2 separate regions of the Homo sapiens genome follow, and region 2 is linked to region 1. A link is a loop called in an ENCODE intact Hi-C map of the cell type or tissue named here. Cell type or tissue: PC-9. All regions are shown on one strand. Each heading gives the region's core, and the rest is flanking DNA. Links, peaks and the distances in the headings are about the cores only.

Region 1 (2,805 bases), core at 220-2,719:
AGCCTAGAATAAAAGAAAAAGTATCGACTCTGAGACCAAAGAGATGTGGGTTTTATCCCAGCTCCATGTACCTTCTGATCAATTACTTCACCTTAACTTTCTTATTTATAAAACTGAACTGATAATAGCACACTTGGAAATCCAAGAAATAGAGTTATTGTGCATGAAATGCCTGGTGTATAGTATGTGCTCAATAAATGATCATTGTTCTTTGTTTTTCATTATCGTCACTTTGTAATTTTCTTTGGATATGGACTTTAGGGGCTCTAAGTCATGAAAAGTGGCAGGCAGCTGAAAGAACAGTGTGGTTCCATAATTATTTATTGAGTGTCTCCTATATTTAACTTTGCATTAGCTCAAAGGGATACTTTGGAGAACAAGAGCAACAAAGTTCCCACTCTTAGAGCCTACACTCTAGGTGAGAAGTTATAAAATAAATAAGCAAGTAATAGTGTTACAAATGCCATTAGTACTCTGAAATGAGTGTATAAAAGATGTTAGGAATAAAGAATGTGCAATCTATGAAGAGTTTTAGGGAGAAGAGTGAAATGACATAATTTATATTTCTAACAGACCACAGTGACAGTTTGTGGAAAATGGAAGGTTGCAAGTGTGAAAGTGAGCAAGTGAAAGTCATTCTCTGCTGCAGGAGAGTGACATAAGCTGGCCTTGCTTGACTTCAAAATAGTTTTCAGTGTGATCAATTCACCATTTCCATGTGGAGGAGGTCTGTTGTTCAGACTCTTTGGGGGCTAAAAAAGGTTCTTTATGATGAGAGCTGGTAAGTCAATGAAACAGAGCCCAACTCCAAGTTGGATCATGGGGTGATGCAGCAGAAGACTCCAAAAGTCACAGATGAAAGAAGTTTGCGCCAAATTTAGAATAAAGAGATTTAGAAGGCTGCTGGTCGGTTTGAGGCACAGATTTCAGATGGCACAGGAGGAGATAGCAAGCAGTGTTGGACAGGTCTTCATGTAAGGAAGGAGCCAGGACCCGCTCTTACCAGAAACCCGAGCTCTGCCATTTGATTTCTATTAATGCCATGTAAGTCTCTCCATCCCCGAGGTAATTTGACACAGTCTGGGAAGGCTCCTGCTCTCTAGGAGCTGGGCTTTTGCAAGAGATGCTGCAGACAGAAAAACTATGTTAGACCTGTGCACATGTTGATATCTGTGTGTGTATATACATACATACATATATATGACCATTTTAATTTATTTAATTTATGAATCATTTTTCTATAATACAAATTTCTTGCAAAATATAATGCTATAGCCTACGAGTTCTTACAAAGTCACAAACAAGAACTAGCGACATGTACTTGACATAACGTGAAGTCCTGTGCTCTGTGCTCTCTGCGGGGAGAGATGAGGTGATTCTTCAGAAGCTGATCAAAATTCCCTGCCTCCCTCAGGGTAGCTGAGCCTCGGAACAGCGGGAGCACTGCGCCATCTGGTGGGCAGATGCACTGCATCAACGTTCATTAGCAGAGGCTTTTACACACACACACACACACACACACACACACACACAAATGCTTTTCAAGGAAGACTCGAGAACAAATCCCGAAGCTGAGTGACAACTACAAAATACCATCAATTAAAGATATTATCTGGTAAGTTTCACAACAGATTATAAATGAACAGGATTGAAATGTGGTACCACTGTAAATCTTTAATTTTTCAGTTGTATATATAATATCTGATAGTTAATGGGTGTGTACCCTGTGCCAGGTAGGTGCTAGTCTATGTACTTTACATGCATTAACATATGTCATCCTCACAACAATCCTATAAGATAGGCACTATTTCCATCCCGTTTTACAGGTGAGGAAACTGAAACAGAGAGGTTCAGTAACTTGCCCAAAGTTACACAAGTTGGTACGTGGCAAAGCAAGAATTTAACAATGTTCTTAAGCTCTTAGGCACTAGGCTAGGCTGCTTCTCTGATATATACAATGTAGCACCGTGAGATTGGGTGTCATTAAGCAAGAGGTCAGAAAACAGGATTTTGAAAAGCATGTTCTGAAAGTGTAAGATTCCTTTTTCAAATTGCTTCCCCAAGCAAAAGAATGCAAAACTCTGAGCTTCCTATAAGTCAGAACCTTTACAAAAAGCAAGTTTTTGAAGACTGCTTTACAAAAAAAAGCACCCTTATTAGAATCACCGAATTTGGAAGTAAAGGGCAAGATCCCTTGATGATCATAATTGTGGTAGTTAATTTTATGTGTTGACTTACTGGGCCACAAAATTCTCAGATACTTGGTCAAACATAATTCTAAGTGTGTCTATAAGGGTGTTTCTCGATGAAATTAGTATTTGAATTGAGAGACTGAGTGAAGCAGATTGCATTCCTAAATGTGGCAGACCTCATCCAATAGGTCAAAAGACTGAGTAGAACACAACGACTCACCCTTCCTTGAGTGAGAACAAGAGGGAACTCCCTCTGCCTGACTGCTTTGAGATGGGACATCAGTCTTTTCCTGCCTTCAGACTCAAACTGAAATATTGGCTCTTCTTGGGTCTCCAGCTTGCCAACTGCATATCTTAGGACATTCTATTGGCTGTTTCTCTAGAAAACCCTTACTAATGTGATGGCTCATTATGTCATCATCACATTGTCATCATCATTGTGGTCACCCTCAACATCACCATCATCATCTTCTCTACCACACACTGAGTGTCCTCCCTTTCAGGCACAGTGTTCAGTGCTCTGAGACTGTGTGAGTAAAAGTGCTTATTTTACAGATGAGTAAACGGAGGTTCAGTGAACTTGGAACATGTACCCAACACCTCACCAACAGTC
Region 2 (2,805 bases), core at 246-2,745, 240 kb after region 1:
TTGCTAAAGCCTCCTAGAGGCCTACACACTGCTGTAGGAAGATGGCAGATGGCAGAGGTACTGACCACAATTATAGAAATAAGCAAAGCAACTTGTGCAGTGGTCTCTAACCCATGATGCGGTCTCATTGCTTTGCTCTGAGCAGAAGGTTCGTTACATTCCTTCTCCCTTCAAACATTTTCAGAAGTTCAAGCATCCCCAACAATTCTGCCATCCTCCAGAAAAACCCCACAGAGCCCATGTTAATTCCTCAGCTCCAAAGGACAGGGACATCACAGGACTTTTCCTTGAACCAAGCTTTAATGCAGTTGTTTCTTGTGGTGGAAAGAGACAGTGTAGACAAAAGGCTGTCTCTCTGCTCTGTCACTATTTCCCAAGCTGCAGCATGCACACAAACTATCTAGGCAGCTTGTTAAAATGCAAATTCTGTTTCAAAAGGGCTGGGGGCCTGAGATTCTGCATTTCTAATAGGCTCCCAGGGGATACTTGTGCTGCTGGTCCTGACACTGTGAGCAGCCAGGGATTATTTGCATGGGTCTCTTTTCCTTGTGAACCCTTTGATGTTGCATTTTGACAAAGAAGTCATGTAGAGACTAAAGGCTGTGGCCTCACCTGCTGCTATGGATAGAAGTAGGGCTTTCCTGTGACAGGAAGAACTTCCCAAAGTCAATCACCAGGAAAAGAGAACTTGAGACCACCCAGGAAGAAAGTGCTTCACCCTCTGCTGAACCAGCACTTCCACAGATGAGGCTTAAGCGGTCTCTTGGCATCAGGAACCCTCCACCTGGCAACATTCCATGAGTCAGACAGGCAGACATATGAGGCCATAAATTGAAGAAAAGTAAACTTTGCCTTGTAACCCTGCCTGTGTGCAGTTCCTTTTGTGGCCAGCCTGGCTCAGCTGTGAATCCAAGGAATTAAAAGGTTCAAGTGTCCCCCACCTTGTTCGCCTGCTTAGAACTGGAGAATTAATAATGAATCAGCTCCCTCTGAAGCCAGCCTTGTAGGACCTGCAGAAATTAGCTAGAGACCTCCAAGGGGACAATAAATCTTGAGGAATAAGAGTTGGATCTTTAAGGTCCAGCTGCTCTTCTTACGTGGAGACTTCCCTTCCGTTGACACAAATGAAGGATCTAAGTTTGATTACTAAGGAAGAGAGAGGTTTCTTGTTCATGATGAGAGCATGAAGCTTTAAAAAAGAGAGAGATTTAAGTTTCAGAAACTTGGTTCCTCAATGCAGCAGGTGGACCTGAAGTTGTCAATGTCATAGCTAAAGACTGGGAAAACACAACTCAAGAAAGGATGGCTGTGGGCAAAGCCAAGCAGCCTGGTTTAGCACCCCCTAGCGGAAGAAGGGGACAATGTTTATGGTCCCTGCTTCTGGTTAGCTAAGGAACTTAACCGCTGGAATTCCGTGCAAGGTCATTTCTCTAAGCAGGAATCAACTCAAGCTCTGATCCTCCCTAATAGCATAACTATTTGCCACGCATCTAGCCAAGAGTTAGTTAATGCTGCTTCCACAGGGAAAGAGGCCGTGGTCAGACCAGCCTTTAATGAGCATCCCAGGGCCTGGCTAGACTTGGAGGGAGGGAGCATATTGAGATATTAGTCGAAGCTCCAAAACAATAGGTGCCTGCGCCCTCTAAGTAGCTCATGTGTTACAGATCTGACAAGTCTCATTGATTTAAATAGCTGGAGCACTGCTTGGATTTTAATCTCCTTCACCCTTATACCAAGGAGGTCGCTGTTTAAATGCTTTTACTTAATAATGTAAACACCTGTCACACGCCAGGGGCAAAGCTATTAGGGAGAAGGATTATTTAAAGCAACGCTCCTGAATACAACATTGCTATTATTGTCTTATCCTCAATTGCCAGGGTCTGAGCAATTTTTAAGATCAGAGACAGCAGCCAAGTCACCTAGTGCTCTGTCCCCTAACACCCAGACAGAATAGGCATCTGCTCACATGCTGTCATCTGAATGCCATCAAATATCTGATCTTCCAAGAGTGTTGTACTCAGCGCATGTGTTTACCAAAGTCCCTTGTTAAAATGGAAAGCTGTTTCCATAGGGTGCTGTCTATTAGGCCTATTATCCTGGTAGCTACAAGGCACAGGAACTAAACCCTTTACAATTATTATCGCTTTTATATCTACAACAACCCTATGATTTAGTGCTGTTGTTAACCCCGTAATATGAAGAACAGAATGGGTAAGCAACTTTCTCAGGGACACACAGTATTTAGCAGAAAAAAGATTCAAACATAGGATTGGCTTCAGAGTATATGCTTTTAGGCACTATGCCATATTGTGTCTCACTACACACACACACCCCAAGGAGATACATATGGATATATAAATATTTTTTTGAGACAGGGTCTCACTTTGTCACCCAGGCCATGAACATGGCTCACTACAGCCTCGACCTCCTGGACTCAAGCAATCCTCCTGCCTCAGACTCCCAAGTAGCTGGGACTACATGTGAGCGCCGCCATGCCTGGCTAATTTTTGAACTTTTTTGTAGAGACAGGGATTCACTATGTTGCCCAGGCTGGTCTCAAGCTCCTGAGCTCAAGCAATCCACTCGCCTCGGCCTCACAAAGTGCTGGGATTACAGGCGTGAACCACCGCATGTGGCCTTATATATAGGGGTGTGTGTGTGTGTGTGTGTGTGTGTGTGTGTGTGTGTGGCAGTCATTAGGACCCATTAGTTTACCACATAAGCCTGTCACATGGCAAGGTAAAAGCCTAGAGGAATGGCATAGAAGAGAGTAGAAGGGGGGAAACAAACAGAACCTAGAGGGTT

The links. A loop is a pair of places that touch in the nucleus more often than their neighbours do. Peaks named below come from ENCODE experiments on the same cell type or tissue, not always from the same donor. Only the 100,000 strongest peaks of a DNase experiment are listed, where the experiment ranks them.
Region 2: it touches region 1 in a loop (2.7-fold over the local background); 2 of 110 quality-filtered maps call a loop at or near these places.

What each region holds. Positions count from the first base shown.
Region 1 is chr4:57,425,626-57,428,430 of GRCh38, reverse strand. It overlaps LINC02380 (long intergenic non-protein coding RNA 2380), which reads right to left and starts at 2,559. Exons shown (of 6, transcript NR_125907.1): 1 at 2,413-2,559; 2 at 1,322-1,452; 3 at 1,004-1,126. RefSeq lists an enhancer at 1,334-1,628. In PC-9, for the core only: a CTCF peak has its summit at 1,453 (motif pointing left); no DNase peak of the experiment used is centred there.
Region 2 is chr4:57,189,610-57,192,414 of GRCh38, reverse strand. All of the region lies in intron 2 of IGFBP7-AS1 (IGFBP7 antisense RNA 1), which reads right to left. Among named protein-coding and RNA genes, the nearest start is that of IGFBP7, 81 kb to the right of the region's middle. In PC-9, for the core only: a CTCF peak has its summit at 1,355 (motif pointing left); no DNase peak of the experiment used is centred there.